Regions from separate parts of the Mus musculus genome. Here regions 1 and 3 are each linked to region 2. The links are chromatin loops, found by intact Hi-C in ENCODE. Cell type or tissue: heart. All regions are shown on one strand. Each heading gives the region's core, and the rest is flanking DNA. Links, peaks and the distances in the headings are about the cores only. Region 1 holds the start of Osgep (O-sialoglycoprotein endopeptidase). Region 2 holds the start of Tep1 (telomerase associated protein 1). Region 3 holds the start of n-TLtag2 (a tRNA gene).

What was found. Hi-C counts contacts between places; a loop is a spot of excess contacts. Peaks named below come from ENCODE experiments on the same cell type or tissue, not always from the same donor. Only the 100,000 strongest peaks of a DNase experiment are listed, where the experiment ranks them.
Region 1: a loop joins it to region 2, with 2.5 times the contacts of the local background. A loop is called at or near these places in 7 of 42 quality-filtered maps.
Region 3: it touches region 2 in a loop (14-fold over the local background); 2 of 42 quality-filtered maps call a loop at or near these places.

The regions. Positions count from the first base shown.
Region 1 is chr14:50,922,573-50,928,793 of GRCm38, forward strand. It overlaps Osgep (O-sialoglycoprotein endopeptidase), which reads right to left and starts at 2,321. Exons shown (of 11, transcript NM_133676.2): 1 at 2,092-2,321. The coding sequence starts at 2,206. It overlaps Apex1 (apurinic/apyrimidinic endonuclease 1), which reads left to right and starts at 2,377. Exons shown (of 5, transcript NM_009687.2): 1 at 2,377-2,457; 2 at 2,641-2,752; 3 at 2,945-3,132; 4 at 3,589-3,781; 5 at 3,884-4,616. The coding sequence starts at 2,698. The coding sequence ends at 4,401. Pip4p1 (phosphatidylinositol-4,5-bisphosphate 4-phosphatase 1) reads right to left here. Exons shown (of 7, transcript NM_001033271.5): 7 at 4,643-5,465. The coding sequence ends at 5,322. RefSeq lists a promoter at 2,097-2,569. In heart, for the core only: no CTCF peak of the experiment used is centred there; DNase peaks (open chromatin) are centred at 2,329 and 2,989; H3K4me3 peaks cover 3,037 bases; H3K27ac peaks cover 2,128 bases.
Region 2 is chr14:50,867,241-50,873,461 of GRCm38, forward strand. Tep1 (telomerase associated protein 1) reads right to left here and starts at 3,314. Exons shown (of 55, transcript NM_009351.2): 1 at 3,173-3,314; 2 at 755-1,345. The coding sequence starts at 1,321. It overlaps Gm26782 (a long non-coding RNA gene), which reads left to right and starts at 3,056. Exons shown (of 3, transcript XR_874615.2): 1 at 3,056-3,316. In heart, for the core only: no CTCF peak of the experiment used is centred there; a DNase peak (open chromatin) is centred at 3,191; H3K4me3 peaks cover 1,555 bases; H3K27ac peaks cover 1,221 bases.
Region 3 is chr14:51,079,516-51,085,736 of GRCm38, forward strand. It overlaps n-TLtag2 (a tRNA gene), which reads right to left and starts at 3,396; the gene lies at 3,315-3,396. In heart, for the core only: no CTCF peak of the experiment used is centred there; DNase peaks (open chromatin) are centred at 3,776 and 4,437; H3K4me3 peaks cover 2,022 bases; H3K27ac peaks cover 463 bases; H3K27me3 peaks cover 785 bases.

The DNA of each region.
Region 1 (6,221 bases), core at 334-5,333, 55 kb after region 2:
TGAGGTAACACAATCACAAAAGAACTCAAATGATATGTACTCACTGATAAGTGGATATTAGCTTAGAAACTTAGTATACCCGATATATAAGATACAATTTGCAAAACACATGAAACTGAAGAAGAATGAAGACCAAAGTGTGGACACTTTGCCCCTTTTTAGAATTGGAAGCAATCACCCATGGAAGGAGTTACAGAGACAAAGTTTGGAGCTGAGACAAAAGGATGGACCATCTAGAGACTGCCATATCCAGGGATCTATCCCATAGACAGTCATCCCAAACGATGACACCATTTCATACACTAGCAAGCGTTTGCTGAAAGGACCCTGATATAGCTGTCTCTTGTGAGACTAGGCCGGGGCCTAGCAAACACATAAGTGGATGCTCACAGTCAGCTCTGGGATGGATCACAGGGCCCCTAATGGAGGAGCTAGAAAAAGTATCCAAGGAGCCAAAGAGATCTGCAACCCTGTAGGTGCAACAACATTATGAACTAACCAGTATCCCGGAGCTCTTGACTCTAGCTGCATATGTATCAAATGATGGCCTAGTCGGCCATCACTAGAAAGAGAGGCCCATTGGACATGCAATCTTTATATGCCCCAGTACAGGGGAACGCCAGGGCCAAAAAGTGGGAATGGTGGGTAGGAGAGTGGGGGGCGGGGGTATGGGGGACTTTTGGGATAGCATTGGAAATGTAATTGAGGAAAATACGTAATAAAAATAATATTAAAAAAAAAGAAGTAAAAAACCAACAAAGACACGTTTTAACGATGTAGAAAAACATACTCTACTTGCCTAGGTTTTAAGACATCCTCTTTTCTTTTTTTTCTAAAGATTTATTTATTTTATGTATGTACACTGTAGCTGTCTTCAGACACACCAGAAGAGGGCATTGGATCCTATTATAGATGGTTGTGAGCCACCATGTGAATGCTGGGAATTGAACTCAGGACCTCTGGAAGAGCAATCAGTGCTCTTAACCACTGAGCCATTTCTCCAGCCCAAGATATTCTCTTTTCAAATCTCTACTTTTGAGACAAGGTCACAACATAGGACAGCCTTAAACTCAGATCCTGTCGCAGTCTCCCAGGTGTCACCATTACAGACTGCACCACACACTCTGTTAGCTTTCCAACCTCTACATAGGCTACTGGGGTTTCAGAGATGGTGCTGGTCCACACACAATGTTCAGGAGCAATCTGAGTTTTACAAACTTCCTACTCTTTGTTAACTTTTCCTGTAATTCCATAGAACCCTATGAAAGGTCATATCGTTGGACTTAACATATGATAACTACAGCACTACAACTGTCAGTAGCTTCCCTTTAACCACACGTATCTCAGCCTCTGTGCTTTAGAGCCTACAAGAGTGAGTCCTAAACACACATATATTTCTACTATGTAACCTGAAACATTTCACCTGCTTAGGGAGCCTTCAGAGGTACATGCAGGTTATATGTGTGTGCAAGTTTTGGGAGAGGGTAGGCAAAATACAACTTGTAACTATATTGAGAGTCGTGCAGTGCCTGGTGCTTTTCACATAACTGTCCAAACCCACTGATACCCATTTCCATTCTAAAAGTACCGAAAAACAGACACCTAAAACAGATCGAAAATACAGGAACTCCTCCAGCTTTCCCTCCTCGTTGTAGATTACTTTTATATTTATCACGGTGCAGTGTAAACCAATCTCTATGTGCATCTACAGCGCTGCCTCGGAACACATATTTTCGGATGCTTAGCTCATTAAAGTTGCTCGATAAAATCAGAATACAACCGGGGGTAGTGGCTCATGCCTTTAATTCCAGCAGTCAAGAGTCTACACAGCAAGTTCCAGGTCAGTAAAGGTTACAAGGAGAGACCCTGTCTCAAAAAAATGCATGAAAAAACCCAAAAACAAAACCTGAACGAACCCACGTGACCTAGCCCCAGGTGTCTGACTCTTCTAGTCAAAAGTTACCAACCAAACGCACAATCAGGGGAGTCTGGAGTGGGGAAGCCTGTAAAATCTGACATAGGCAACAGTGTGGAATATCGGACAGAACAAAACTGGACAAGGAGCCGGGAAGCGCGGCCGCAGCCACTCACCGGTGCCCGGGGCCGTGACGTAAGTGCGCCGCGGGTTCGCCAGCACCGTGCCGTCGCGGACCACGCCCACGCCGATCTTGTTGGCGCTGCCTTCGAACCCCAGCACCGCGGGCATGGTGCCTCACGGCTCCCGGTCGTGAGGCCGAGTGACGAGCTGTAACCGGCACTACCACGAACAACCCAGAACCAAGCGAAGGGACTTTCGGGCGCCAGAAGTTATGTCACGAGGTGCCAGGAGGACCAATCATCGCGCTCCAGAACCACGTGGGGGCGGAGCCCTCGAATCACGTGACCACACCAATCGCCCACGTGGGAACAGGCAGACTCCATTCTTTGTGCCGTGAGGGTCTCTGGCTTCGTTGGGAGGTCAGGTACCTTGTTCTAGCGCGTTTCGCGACCCTGCTCGCTGAAGGGCCTAACGCGGGCGAGGGGCTGCATTGCTCGTGGCGGGCCAGGCCGGAAGAACCGCAGCCCCGGGTGTGCAAACGCCTACGGGAGGCGCCTCGCTGCCTCTCCTTGTGTTTTGATTTCATCGTTTCTTATCTGCAGGCAGCGCAGTAAACACTGCTTCGGTGCTCCAGGAGCCTAAGGGCTTTCGTCACAGCGATGCCAAAGCGGGGAAAGAAAGCGGCGGCCGACGACGGGGAAGAACCCAAGTCGGGTAAGCGTGCCCAACCCCACCCCCCAGGCAAGTTCAGGGCTTTACTAGACCGCCATGAATTACGGTAAATATGGACCAAGTTACGTTGCTGGGTTCCGAGAAGTTTGTGTAATTAGAACGCCTAATGAGGTTAGAGTTAACTCTGGCCTGAGGTTGGAACTGCCAGCTCTTACTACTTTACCCATTTTATAGAGCCAGAGACCAAGAAGAGTAAGGGGGCAGCAAAGAAAACCGAGAAGGAGGCCGCGGGAGAGGGCCCTGTCCTGTACGAGGACCCTCCAGATCAGAAAACCTCACCCAGTGGCAAATCTGCCACACTCAAGATATGCTCCTGGAATGTGGATGGGCTTCGAGCCTGGATTAAAAAGAAAGGTTTGGATGTGAGTACAGTTCAGAATCGGGAAGTAGACCTTTCTTGGTTGACTCGTCTTAAGGACCAATCATCTTGTTTCCTTTGAAACGTTATTTTTCGCGTCTGTAGATGCCCCCCCGGGGGGTTGGTGGAGGGCTCCTAAAAGCCTATATAAACCCCAACAACTCCCTCATTTCATTTTTTAAAAAAACTAGTCTAGACTGTTTGCCCCCCCCCCCCCCGCTTTTGGGTTACTTAGCATATCCTCAATCCCAGTAACTACTTAAGATCCAAATGGGAGCGAGCGTTCTGCAGTTGACAGCACATTGTGCTTCCGAAGGTTCCAGTTAGGTTTCCAGCACCCCAGTCAGGTGACTAACGGACACTCACTCACATACAAGATTTGTTTATATTCTGCTGCTCGAATGCCTTCTGTGTATAGCATGTAGCACATAAAATTTTAATTTTCCACATTTCCATTCAGTGGGTAAAGGAAGAAGCACCAGATATCTTGTGCCTCCAAGAGACCAAGTGCTCGGAGAACAAACTCCCGGCTGAACTGCAAGAGCTGCCTGGACTCACCCATCAGTACTGGTCAGCTCCGTCAGACAAAGAAGGATACAGTGGTGTGGGCCTACTTTCCCGCCAGTGCCCGCTAAAAGTCTCTTATGGCATTGGTGAGACCTTAATGACATTCATGTCTGAATGTTCTTCAGTTAACTCTACTACTTTTTCTTAGACCTTTCTTAAAATTTTTACACTGGTTTTTATTTTTATAGGCGAGGAAGAACATGATCAAGAAGGCCGGGTGATTGTGGCTGAATTTGAGTCCTTTGTCCTGGTAACAGCCTATGTTCCCAATGCAGGCAGGGGTCTGGTAAGACTGGAATACCGACAGCGTTGGGATGAAGCCTTCCGAAAGTTTCTAAAGGACTTGGCTTCCAGAAAGCCTCTTGTGCTATGTGGGGATCTCAATGTGGCTCATGAAGAAATTGACCTCCGTAACCCCAAAGGAAACAAAAAGAATGCTGGCTTTACTCCCCAGGAGCGCCAAGGTTTTGGGGAACTGCTACAAGCTGTACCATTGGCTGACAGCTTCCGGCATCTCTACCCCAACACTGCTTACGCTTACACTTTCTGGACTTACATGATGAATGCCCGCTCTAAGAATGTTGGTTGGCGCCTTGATTACTTTTTGCTTTCCCACTCTCTTTTACCTGCATTGTGTGACAGCAAGATCCGGTCCAAGGCTCTTGGCAGTGACCACTGTCCCATCACCCTTTACCTAGCACTGTGATACCCTCCTGCAGTAGCTTCCTGCCTGGGAGATGGCTCTCTCTGCAGAAGTCTGGTGTTTTAGCCTTCAGGTGTTTGGTTTTGTATGTGCTCCCTCATTTTAAACATTAAACCAAACTTCTGGTTTCCTTTAGACAATCCAAGAGAAATAAAAGGCCCTACTTTCAGCTTGGCTTTCTTTGTCCCTTTGTGAAAACTACATATTCCCTTTTTCATACACAAAAGTTGTTAAGTGGGAAAGGTTAGAGTCATGACATTATTTATTTACAAGCACAGATGAGTCCCTAACCTCTCCCAAGACAGTGACCCTACCTCAGCCCAGTTCAATACTGCAACTGGAAGTAAAATCGGAAGGAGGAATTCAGGGAAGTACAGGATTAGGGGAACATATCCCATATTAAATAGTTATATATATACACATCAGTTCCTATAGTTCTGTACAGAGCAGTGGCTTACCCCACCCCACAGGACGAGAAATGTGGGGAGAAGAGACTGGGTATTGAGGCCAGAGCCAGCCCCTGGTGAAGTGCAATAGCAGCAGCAAGGTCCTAATGGTGCACAGAGGGAGGGGAACACCCCCTCCCATCTCCCACCCCAACCCTGCCCTGGAATGTATTAAGGGACAGGAATGGTTCTCGGGAGCACGTACAGGAAGGGCATGGCTAGAACCATCTTTAGGATCCAGGCTTAGGGGCAATGTTGCCTATTTACCCTAAACAGCAACCCCTGGAAGAGAGCAGCCAGCCAGCAATGGTCTTACCTACCCTTCCAAACATAAGGAAGGAAGGGACTGCTTCCTTCCTACCTCTCCCCAGGGAAAAGGGAGGCAGCTGTTTGGCTTCCTTGTAGAAGTCCAGAGAGCCTTTTGTAGTGTTACTGTTGGTACCAGGCAGCGGTCAGGCACAGACTGCATCAAGGGGCTCAGGAGAAGTTCTGGACAGGATGGCTGACCTTCATACAAGCCCAATAAAGGGCCCGACCCAAACATAGAACAGCCAACAAAATGACAAATGCCCAGGCTGCGTAGATCCCTCCATATTGCTGTGCATGCTTCCATGTACCAAACTGACAGATGAGGAAGAAGAAAAAGATGAGGTTACTTTTGGTATCTACTATTTCAAAGTCCTAGAAACAGTAATGCAATGCAAACTTCTGTCTCTGTACCCCAATCACTTGTAACACCTTCAGGGGTCTTTCCAAGATCAGGTGGTTTAGTGCTTCCTTCCCTTAAGCAGTAAAGTACTCTGCCATCCCAGGCATCTGCCAGCATTTCTCACATCTACTGAGTGAACCAGGATTGCTGATAACTCATTTCTTTCTCCAGAGTGGGGACACTGTTTAGCTTCTTAGTTTATTAGTGAATTTTAACTTTAGTTCACCTCTACCTAAAAGTATACTCCCCCTACATCCTATCACCAGACTCATTTTAGGTTTTTATTTTATAAGGCAAGGGTCTCATGTTGGTACCCTGCACAGCCTCAAATCCTATAGTCAATGGCCTTGAAATTCTATGCTCCTGCCTCTACCTCCTAGGTACTGGGACCACAGGCTTGCACCGCCATGCTCAGTTCTGCTCAGTTTGTGTGGTGCTGGATGATCGTGTTCATGCAAGCTAGGCCAATACTTTTACCAGCTAAGCCACATTTGCAGCTGGCAACAACCTACTCCCTCATTTTGTATTATAGATGGGGTCTTGCTATGTAGCCTGGGCTACCTTAGAACTGCCTGTATTCTTTGATTACAGGGACAGAACCCAACACCAGCTCTCTCACCATTCTTTAAGGTATCACCTTCTCAAATCTTAGCCTGTGATGAGGCTGG
Region 2 (6,221 bases), core at 848-5,847:
AAAGATTTGGTGGACTAAGGTATGTCTGACTCTACAAACTGCAAATCACGTAAGGGCAATAGCAGCTGTACTTTGGACCAGAACCTTGTGAAGCACATTTTTCACTGACTTGATTTGAAAGATGAGGAACTCAAAGCTCCAGGGGGAATATTAGCTTTGCCTAAGGCAAACTGTATACTATATACTTTATAGTTAGCTAAGATACAATAAGTTCAGGTTAACTTTTCCCCACGTATCCACAGAGGAAATGCAGTCCTGTCTGCTAATTCTGATCTATGAACTAAATGTGCTTACATGTGTAAACACAGGAGCATTCAAGGAAGTGATCTCAGATACAGACAGATCAGCATGTCTAACCTCAAAGCCATCCTTTGAGGCACAACTTTGTTATGATAATCATGTTGGATTTCTTCTTGATCAGAGGCTTTCTAGAGGCAAGATCTATTACCCAGAATCACTAGATATTTGATAAGAATAAAGATGCCAATGAAAACAGCCCTGAGGTAAAGAGTACTTCAGAAAGGTCATGAGAGACTCAGTAATAGAGTGCCTACCTACCATGTGCATGCCTCTGGGTTCAATTCCTAGAACTATCCAAAAAAACCCAAAAGGCTGATACCAAAAATGCCGAGAAAAGAAGGTCCCCAGACACAGATCATCAGAGGTGGAAACTAAGGCACTGAAATCAATCTACTAACAGAACATATAGCAAAAAAAAAGGCTAGAGTCAAGATGAGCACCCAAAAGCAAATACCAAGGCTACTTCCTGGACTTGAGCTGTAGCAGACATGGATTTCAGGGCCCTGGGTCCAGGTGGAAGGTCTAGTTCCTCAGAGAAACATGGAGTCTTCTTGGTAGGAAGCTCAGGGAGCAGGCAGTTGCTAGTTTTCAGGCTATGCAGATCAGCTTGTGCCGTATGAGATATGTGAAGACCCTGGAGCAAGGGGCTGGTCAATGCAGTGCTCTTTACAGTGGGGAGAGTAGCTAGACATTGGTTTTCCAAAGAAAGGACGTCTGGATGACTAGACATATGTCCACATAGCTTCTCCAGAGGCTGGAGGTCAGGGAGCATGGTCAGGCACCGATTCTCCAAGGAGAGGATGTCTGGGTGGACAGATATATGCCCATCTATTCTCTCCGTGGGCTGGAGGTCAGAGAGCATGGTCAGACACTGGTTCTCCAAGGAAAGGATGTCTGAGTGGACAGATCTATGTCCATGTATTTTCTCCAGGGGCTGGAGGTCAGGGAGCATGGTCAGGCACCGGTTCTTCAAGGAGAGGATGTCTGAATGGCCAGGCACATGCCCACAGAGCTTCTCCATAGCTGAAGAACAATCAACATATGCCTAGAAGAAAAAAAACAGGTAATGAGATGCACTAGAAACATATCAACTCCATACTCATCTGTTTGTGCCAGTGATAGGCAACAAACAAATATTTCTACTTCTTAAAATTATGTTATTGTTATTATTATTATCGTGTGTGTGTGTGTGTGTGTGTGTGTGTGTGTGTGTGTGTGTGTGTGTATTGAGAGAGGGAGAGGGGAAGACAGGTGTGTCTATAAGTTTGGCCATGCGTGTCACAGCATGTGTGAGGCTGGAGGACAATCCTTGGGAGTTGGTTCTCTCCCCCTACAGTGGGATGTGGGGATTGAACTCCAGTGGTCGGTATTGCAGTGTTGTACAGCCATCACTTTTAACCATCTTGCTGCCCCCCCCCCTTTTAGATTTATCCAGGCGTAATTCTAAGGGGACAGGGGGGAAAAGGGAAAGCAAAAGCTTAGAGAGAAGCCTGGCATGGCATAGCGGTGACCTGTCTAGAATCACAGCTGAAAAGGAGACCATAAGAACATGGAGGCCAGCCTGGGCTACATAGCAAATTCCAGGTCCACGTGAGCACTGACACTCTCTTTCTCAAAAGAAAATGTGTCTTGCTATTCCTCTCATGTCCCTGTACTACAAGGAAAAAAAAAAAGTAGTGAGGGCTGGGCTGGCATACACCTGCACTCCCAGCACTTGAGGCCGAGGCAGAAGGGTTAGGAGTTCAAAGGTCATCCTTGGCTACATAGCAAGTTAAAAGATCAAAATCACCCTGGAATATAGGAGACTTTGTCCAAAAAAAAAAAAAAAAAAAAGGTGGGAAGCTAGAAAGATAGGTCAGTTGATAAAACATCTAGATGACAGTAAGGCTCAGTAGTCTATGACTGTAATCCCAACACTGAAAGGCAGGCAGATTCTTACATCAAGCTGGCCAGCCAGCCTACCAAAAGTAACTCGAGAAGCAATAGAATAAGACACCTGGTGTGGAGTTCTAGTCTCCACATACCCGTATATATATCCGCATATGCACATACTCTTGCACACACAAACAAACACATACACACATATACACACCCAACGAGTAATAAGGAATTTCAGAATTAATCCAATATGTATGTATGTATGTATGTATGTATGTATGTATGTATGTATTGAAACAAGGTCTCACTAAAAAGGTCTGACTGACCTGGAACTACTATACAGATTCCAACTCACAGAGAGCCACCTGCCTCTGCCTCCCCAGTGCTAGGATTAAGACATACACAGCCACATCTGGCATAATCCAAGAGTGAAAAACAAGTTCTCAATTAAAATTTTAAGTTAACAGAGAAATAAAGACATGTAATTTTTTTCCTCTCTGGAGTTTATAGAGATTCTGATTAACTTCTGAAAGCTTAAAAGTTCTTCCCCAAGTTCCAGAGATAACTGGTATTGATAGTTTTATACTGACATTCTGTGTATACACTAGTTTGTATGTATACCTGCCTCCACTCCTACCCCGGTCCCTTTTCTTTGGCCTTGCACCTGAAGCCATACTTCAGACGCTATTCTTTTCTTAGGAAGTCGTGGAGGCCTACCGCGTTGGCACCTTAGTGTCCATTACTGTTAAACGTGTCAGTCTAGTGAGTTTCTGTTGCCAAAAGTGATCACAACACTCTTCATTTGTTACAGTCACTCCCTCCTAGGATTCTTTAAGGCAAAAGGAACCCATTCTCTCTGAGCATCTATCCCTCCGCCCCACTAAGGCCACCCCACCTCCCTGCCAGCCGCCCGGAAGGACTAAGCGGCTGCACCACGCTCGCCCAGAGGTCCTTCCGGGAGTCCAGCTGACACAGGTCTCGGCCAGGGCTCTACCTGCGCTCAGGATTGGAAAAGCTGTGCGCAATGAGAGGCGCGTTGGTTCTCCGCAACGGGGAGCAGAAACCGGCCTGGGTCAGCCAGTGGACTGGTTGGAAGCAGAGAACTGAAAGAAAACCAACACCCTAGTGAGGCCAAGGGGTGAGGCTGGGCGAGGGAGGGGCGGGGCTGGGGGCAGGGCGGGGCTGAGGGCGGGGCTGCCGCGTGTAGGATATCGCAAATGCCGGGATTATAGGGTTGTGCTAACCACACCCGGTTTGATTTGCACAGTTTAGGGATTTATACTTCCGGCTAGGCCAACTTTACCAACCGAGTTGTATTTCCACCCAATACAATCATGCTCTGATGCTATTATGTATCCTGAAAATACCCCAGAGGCTTATGTGCTAAAATCATGCCAGCCTTGGGCAGCTGTTGGGAGGTGGTGAAACGTTTAGAAAGAAAGATCGCTGAGAGTGTGCCCTTGGCTGACCTTTGAAAGTCAGGCCCCTTCTCTCCCTTTTGCTTCCTTTCATCCACCATGAAAGTAAACAGTTTCGTCTGTCGCCACCCCACTCAATCCCACTCCACCCCATCCGTGAACTGCTTTGCCACAGGCCAAAGCAAGAGGGTCAAGAGATCCTTGACTGAAAACCTCTGAAAATATGATTCAGAATGGTGGCACACACATGTAATCCTAGTACTTAGAAGGCTCTGGCAGGAAGATCAAAGAGTTAACTCTACTCATGCTATTTGAGTTCATTATGTTATCTTTTTGTTACTGCGACAAACTACCTGAGATAATAAACCAAACCCTTTTGATTGTTTCTTTCTTTTTCAGACAGGGTCTCTCTATGTAACCCTGGATGTCCTGGAACTCACTGTTTAGACCAGGCTGGCTTCTGACTCACAGAGATCCGCCTGCCCCTGCCTCCCATCTCCTGGGATTTAAAGGCATACCCCACCACCAACCACCACGCCCAGCAACAAATTTTTTTAAATTTTGATTTTGGGGATTTGGGCTTTTATTTTTAGACAAGGTCTATCTATATAACCCCAGCTGGCCTGCAGCTCACTATGTAGACCAGGCTGCCCTCTAATGGCTCAGAAATGAAGAGAATCTGTTTTTGCAGAAGGCCTAGGTTCAGTACCCAGCACCCACATCATGCCTCACAACCATTGGTAACTCTAATTACCCATGGTGACCTCTTCTAAACTCCAAGAGCACTTGGCATGAAGGTGGTGCACAGACATACATAGAGGCAAAACTCATAAATACAAAGTGGAGTGTGTGGGTGGAGGTCTGTTTTGTATGTAAATTACTACTAGCCAGGTAATATACCCTTATAATTCCAGAGATTTTAAAGGCTGAAGCAGAAGGATCTCAAGTTCAAGCCAGATTCCTTAGGGAGCATTTGCCTCCATAAAATAAGTAAGTGAGTAAATAAATAAATATAAAAATGAAAAACCCCTAAAGATAAATAGTAATTTTAATAGATTTTGTTGTAGTTCCGAGACAGGATTTCTCTGTGTAGCCCTGGCTATCCTGGAACTCAGTCTGTAGACGAGGCTGGCCTTTAACTCAGAGATCTGCCTGCCTCTGCTTCCTGGGTGCTAGGATTAAAATGCATGCCACCATCTCATAGCCCCATGGATTTTTAATGTGCATGAATGACTGGCAGAATCATTCAAAGTTGTAAGCACAAGAATGCCCCTCACTGTAGAAGTGCTCTGCACAGTTACTAAGGGTCTAGCACTCTTAAGTCCCACCTACTAAATATTAAATGCTAAAAATTATCCTAATTGTGAGAAATAAATGTGTGTGTGGGGGGGAGAGAGAGAGAGAGTTCTAAAACCATCCCTAGAACGCAATACCATCCATATTAATAGCCATCAGTCTTAATTGACATCTCTCTATAGGGAAAGGGATGATGAGTCTACGATTCTTACCACAAGACTGAAAATCTAAAACCCAGGGCTATTCAAAGTTGCTAGCATGAGATGTTCTTTTTTGCTTTCTATTGCTGTGGTTTTAAAAAAAAATGAACAAACTGACAAAACAACTTGGGGAAGAAAAGGTTTATTTCTTCTACAGGTCTACCATCACCGTGGGAAGCCAAATTAGAGGACACATTAGAGGAATGCTGCTTACTGGCTGGCTTTCTGCTTCTGCTCATCTTGCCTGTACAGCCTAGGCCTGAATGCCATGGTGGTACTGCCATAGTGTCCTTGGCCCTCCTCACCAATTAATAGTAACAGTTATTAGTAGTATTATAATGAACGCCCCATAAACATGCCCATAAGCCAATTTGATGGAGGCAATTTCTTATTTGAGGTTTCCTTTCTTCCACATGTGTCAGGTTGACAAGCAAGAATACTCATCACGCCAGGCGTGGTGGCGCATGCCTTTAATCCCAGCACTCGGGAGGCAGAGTTAACTAAATAATTAGTTAATGCCAAGTAATTTTAGTAACTTTTTTGTACAAGCTTGAAGCAAAGGCATCTTCCGTGTCACAGCCATTGAAACTGGGTTGTGTCAACTGTGCCCTCCATCCCTAAGATCCGATTTCTCAGTTCAGGCGAGCAGCTAGGTATTAGGAAGCTTTCACCCTCATGGGTTGGTTTTTGTTGTTGTTTTGTTTGTTTGTTTGTTTTATTTGGTTGGTTGGCCAGTTGGTTTGGCTCTTTGAGTTAAGGTCTTACTTACTACAAAGTCCCAGATGACCTAGAACTCAATATGTAGACTAGGCTGGCCTTGAATTTGAAGTGATCCTCCTGCCTCTATATTCCTGGTGCTTGCTGTGGGGTTAAGGCATGCTTTACCACACCAGCTTCCATTTTTAGTTTTCCCCCATTGAGTCATAGTGTAGAAACCTAATCCAAAACTACAGCTTCCTGTAATTCTTATATAACAGGTTTAATAAGGCACACACTTTCCAGACCGAATTATAAGCATATACATTACAAATTTGACAGACATACTTCTATGCCCAAAGTCCAAGCAGTTAGGCAGAAGCAAGAGAATCGCTGTGTTTTTGAGACCAAGCTCCAAAACAGCTGGGGTTAC
Region 3 (6,221 bases), core at 823-5,822, 210 kb after region 2:
CAGATAGCAACTGAGGCTATAACGGAGATTTCCCTGTTTGACACAACTTACCTTCCTGGTGTTTCCACCAGTGAACTTAATAATTATCTTGAAATCAACTTTCTTTGTTCTGTTGCTATAAAAACTCCACTCAACCCTTTTGTTTGGTTGGTTGTTTGGTGTTTTGTTTGTTTGTTTGTGAAGTAGGGTCTCTCTCTGCAGCCCTAAACATCAATGGGTAGAACAAACAGGCTAAAAACTTACAGAAATCTACCTGCCTCTCCCTCCCAAGTGCTGGGATTAATGGTGGGTACCACCACACCTGGCCTGGAGGCTTGTAGCCTTTTGAAGGCTACAGAATACCAGGACGATGCTGAGGCAGGGGGATTTGCTTGGCCTGACAGTGACACTGCTTTCCTTCAACAGTGGGATTCTTGGCTTGATGTAGGTGCCACATATTAGCATTGAGAGGAGCAGCTTGGGAAAAAAGGAAGGCTCACGTGGCATCCTACTCCAAAGGGAAATGGCCCCTCCCATTTCACAAATATCCAAAAGCTGTGCTCCTATGAAAGAGGTTCCCTTCTGAGTCCTTTGTCATGGCCAGTTCCATCTGGACACCATATAGCACTCCATCTTCTCAGAGGCCACCCCTCTCCTGATCTTGGCACTGCTCTTCTCCTCCTGCAAGAAGGAGGCCTCGTCATCTTCCAGCTGGGGTCCACTACTACCTGGGAGCAAAAGCCAGCAAGAGCTCCCACCTACAGGGGCTTGTGAGAAGGATGAGGGTTTAGATGGCTCTCCAGGAACGCAGTTACTGTCCAATCTAGCTTGGCTTACTCGCTCGATAGCCCCCATCCTCCCAGGCGGGTGGGGGTGGGGTGGGGAGGATCCAGGGGCCATATAACCCCCACCGCGACTCAGAGACTATTTAGTGGATTCCCAGCTTAGAGCACCACCCAACCCAGGTCGGGTTGTTTGCCATAAAGTTGCTAGTTTTGCTTTCTTTCTGTTTTCTCTAGACATTCCATGTTGTTGTTGTTCATTCCCCAGGATAAGCTCAGAGAAACCTTTGACAACCACTCGCAAGCCCTTCCCAAGACTGAAAGGGAAACAACGTGGAGAAGTGGGGGAAGGGAAGGAAAAGTGAAGGAATCAGAGAGACAGACCCACAACCAAAGGATAAAGGTGGGAAGGAAGGAGTGGGGAGAACAGGGTAGAAAGAGAGGGAAAGAGAGGGACAGGTGTATGTGGAGGAAGAGAGACAGGGAGAGGGAAAGACAGAGGCAGGGAAAGAAGTTGAATGTAAGAAAATGAAAATAATAGAGAGTTGGATGGAAGGAAAAGAGGAGGGTGACTGGAGGGGGATGGGGGAGGGAGATTGGAGGGGGTGATGGAGGAGAGGGTACCTGGAGGGGGTGTTGGAGGAGGGTTACCTGAGTTAATGAGAGGTTGAAGTTAAAACGGGCTCAGGAAGATGAACTTGAGAATAGCTAAGAGAAACACAAAGTACCTGGGGTAGGAGAGAAAGAGAGAGAGACAGACAAGGATATGCTTAGAAGACAGGGAGAAAGAAACATGGGTCTTAATCCTGTGTTGATCACCTTTTGGTTGATATTGCAATGTATGTAACTGCATTACCGAGGCAACTTGTAGAGTGGAGATTGCATATGGGCTTATGGTTGCAGAGGGATGAAAGTCCATTAGGGCGGGGAACCATGGGAACAAATCATGACCACACCCTCAGCTGTCCCAGAATGCAGAGAGCATAACAGGAAGAGGGTGAACTGGGAGTGCACAAAGCCTCCAGGTGACACACTTTCTCCAGCAAGCTTGCCCCACCTCTCCAAACAGTGTCACCAACTGGTCACCAAGGGTTCAAATACTGGAGCCTGTGGTGGTCATTTCTCATTCAAGACACCACATGGCAGTCTGTCAGTCTGGTTACTGTAAATTTGAGGCCAATTTGAACTGTTCAGTGACTACTGTGTTGGGTTTGGCTATAGAATCATATTCTAAAACTCATAAAACCAACAGTAAGTGTGGAGCAGAGACTGAAGGAATGACCATCCAGACACTGCCCCACCTGGGGATCCATCCCATATACAGTCATCAAACCCAGACACTATTGTGGATGTCAACAAGTGCTGGCTGACAGGAGCCTGATATAGCTGTCTCCTTAGGGGCTCTACCAGTGTCTGACAAATACAGAAGTGGATGCTCTCAGCCAACCTTTCATTTGGACTGAGCACGGGCTCCTCAGTTGGAGAAAGGACTGAAGAATCTGAAGGGATTAGGACAACAATATCAACCAACCAGACCCCCAGAGCTCCCAGGAACTAAACCACCAACCAAAGAGCACACATGGAGGGACCCATGGCTCCAGCTGCATATGTAGCAGAAGATGGTCTTGTCGGGCATCAGTGGGAAGAGAAGCCCCTGGTCCTGTGAAGACTCAATGCCCATTGTAGAGGAATGCTAGGGCAGTGAGGTGGGAGTGGATGGGTGGATGGGTGGGTGGGGGAGCACCCTCATAGAAGCAGGGTAAGGAGAGATGGGATAGGGGGTTTGCAGAGGGGAAATCTGGAAAGGGAATAACATTTGAAATGTAAATAAATAAAATATCCAGTAAAAAAAAAAACAATAAAATAAAAAGATAAAGACCAAAATGGCTCTTCAAGGTCCCATTTGACAATATTTGGAGACCGTTTATTTATTTTATTTTATTTTTTGTTTGTTTTTAACCTTTGGTTAGCAAAGGCACCATGAGAGAAGGTTTCTTTAAAAGACCTCAAATTCTGGCAATGAATGATGGGCCAAGGCTGTTGTCTCAGCAGTGGAAGATGCAGGCAGGAGGCTCAGGAGTCATCTTCAGTTACACATTAAGTTCCAGACCAGCCTGAGACTCTGCCTGAAAACAAAGCAAAACAAACAAATGGCCCCAAACAAGCAAACAGAGAAATGGTGCCGTCTCTGACTTCAAATCTGTCCTAGGACATTTGGTTCTGGTCTTAGTTTGGCTCAGTTCTTTTATATCACTTCCTAGTGGTTTGTGCAGAAATAGAGGACGATGAAGACAGAGATGCGAAATGCAGGTGACACTGTCATAAAATTTCGTTCAGAGGCAGGCAAGAGCCAACAGAGTTTCAGTTCTGTAATGCCTCCTATCTTAGGGTCTGACCACCACAGAGAGTGTACAGATTACATCCGGAGCATCCGCGGTCAGCTTGAGTCCTTTTCTGGTCACAGACATAGTCTAGAGGCAGGTGCTCAGAAAATACATATTATACCAAAGAAAGAATGAAGACGAAGTAAATCAGTCTTGGGAAAGAAAACACTGGCAGTGGTGGGATTCGAACCCACGCCTCCGAAGAGACTGGAGCCTAAATCCAGCGCCTTAGACCGCTCGGCCACACTACCAAGCTGTCTGCGCATTTCTGTATACACTAACTATTTACTTGATTCCATTTCTCTTTAAACTGCAATCTGAAACCCAGATTTAAAGGACATCCCCCCCCCCCCCCCCAGCGCTAGAGTGAGCGGATTACACGAACTACCCTCCCGAGGTGGGTCCTGCAACCAACCCTTCTGGTCGCACCCCAGAGAGGGCTGTCTGCAGACTGATCAATTCCTCTGCTGAAGTTTGTCCAGTGTGTCACCAGCCGCTGCAGACGCGTTGTGCACTGCGTAGAAGCCGAGATGGCCGGCGCCCGCGGGAGATGACAGAGACGCTCTTCCCTAGGGGCTCATGCAGACTGAGTGAACCGGGGTGGGCGCTGCTGGAGGCATCCAGGATTCTAAGGTGTCAGCATGATCTGGTCTCCACTCGCCCTAGTACCATACCCCCTTCCCCGCGCTAGAGGCTTACAGGTCTGCGACCTGTAGAATCAGGAGCTGTGACGCATGATTTCGGGAAGAGTGACCACACCGCAGTTGTAGTTCATTAGAGCTTTTGGCATGGGACCCACCAAACACGGGCCTACGTGATCCTTGCGCAGGAAAGGAAGTCCCCTGGCTCCTGATCACAGCTGGTGTAAATCACAGGACATCGCTTTGGTGATCTGACCCTTTTGTTTGTGTGTGTAGCAGTAGCTGAAAACTGAACCCATTACTGCTACCTAGAAAAACTGGTGACTATTTCAGCAAAAAGATTGGGATTGGGAAATATTTGAACGAGATTTGCATCTTTAAACGGAAATTGTGTTTTCCTGGTAATATTCAAATCACATCTTCCATTTGACCAAATTCCGTACACTTGGGGGAAATCTCCACAACCAGGCAGTAAGCGGGGAGGCTGTATATGTTCCTGATCCTTGCTTACCTCTTTTGCAAACAGTGCAAAGTTGAAGCCACCCAGACCTAGCCCAGCTCTGTTATTTTCTTGGGGGGGTCATGATCCGGCTCTTTTTCTCCACCTATTAAATAACTAAAAGGTAGGGGAAATCTCTGACGCAGCAGGCAGCAACAGGTATTTTGAAGAAGTTAGTGAGCACATGTGCATTCACACAGGGGCGGGGTGAGGGAGCGCACGCATACAGAAAGACACCCCCCCCACCCCCCTCCACACAAAGTGGAAATGGGAACCAGAAAATGAAATGTGTTTTCCCCTGGACGGTTTAAGTTTGTTTTTGGTGGCATAGAATGGGACCTCTCCACTCGTTTTGGATTGATCAGGCTAAACAAAGGAGGGAGGGTGCTGCTGACAGTCAGACCAGGAACGTCAGGGAATCTAAACTGGCCCTAAATGAACCTATCTGAGGATGAGGAGGAAACTGAGTTTACCTTCTTTATCTGTGCTCCCTTGCCACATCTGTCTCCCTATCAGGGATCTGTCTAGCTCCTGGCCCCTCACTTCCTTAAGGCTAGAAAACCGTTTCTCTTTCTGAATCTGTCGCTCTTCTCAGAAGAGATTTTACTCTCCTTGTGTATAGGGAATGTCTTGCTCTTTGAAACCAAGAACGGAGAAATATCCAGTTCAGAGATTCCCCAGAGTGTCTAACTTTAAAAAATTATATTTTTATTTATGGATACATATGTGAGCATGCAGGAATACGTGCATTACCTGTGAGCAGGAGCCCTCAGAAGCCAAAAGAGGTCACTGGGTTACCAGAAGCTGGAGTTAGGAGCAGTTGTGAGCCACCAGATGAATGCTGGGACCTGGGTCCTCAGCAAGAGCAGTAAGTGCTCTTAACTGATGTGCCATCTCTCTAGCCAAGAGCACAGACCTCTCAGGAGTGATAACTTAGTGGATGACATATGAAATTTTAACTTCTTTTAAATTTTTAGTTTTGGGGCATTTGAGATGGCTTGGGGAGCCTTTACTTCGCTTGCTTACCAGACAGTCTTGAGTTTTGGTCCCCGAATTCATGTAAATAAAGGTGGAAGGAAAACTGACTCCTCAAAGTTGTTCTTTGAATTCCACAAATATATGAGACAGACACATCAACAACAACAATAAATAATAAAAGACAAATCTAGTTGGCGGTGGCAAAATGGCTTAGTGCAGCAAGCCATCTTTTTATCTCCAGAACTCACATGGTGAAAGGGCCTCTGACTCCGTGTTCCAGCTGTGGCTGTAGCATTCGATGTGTCCCCCCACACCCCTTAGTAGATAAATGTTTTAGAAATAAAAAATTGTAAAGCCAGGTGTAATGGGGGTGGGGAAGGGAGAGGCAAAGGCAGGAAGATTTCTGTTGAGTTCCAAGACAGCCAGAACTACATAAAGACCCACCTAAAAAGCACTTAGCTCAGCACTCCATTGCCTGAGTGACTCAACTAGTTCAGCACTCTATCGCCTTCATTTCCAGGGCAATCAGGTTTCCCCTTCTGTCTTCCACCTGCACTAGGCATGCAGGTGGTGCACAAACCTACATGTAGACAAAACATCCACACATAAAACAAGCAATTTTAAAAAGTGAAAGTAACCTATTAAAAAGTTAGTTTTTACTACTGACTGATGGAGAACGTGCCTTGCTGTGTGCCCCTGGCTGGCCTTGATCTCAGGTTCCTTAGAGCTAAGATCCTACGGCCAGATTTACCAGTAGAAGCTACTACTCCCAGTTTAACTTTTATTATCTTGTTTTATTTGTCTTTGTAATGCTGGAAATTGAACCCAAGACTTTGCCGTTCCAGAAAGAGCGCTGCTATACTCGCAGACTTACTTAATATGATCTTACCATGACCTTAGTTCATGGACTGTAAACACAGATATAGTGTGTACTCAACAATGCCTGAATGTGCTCCAT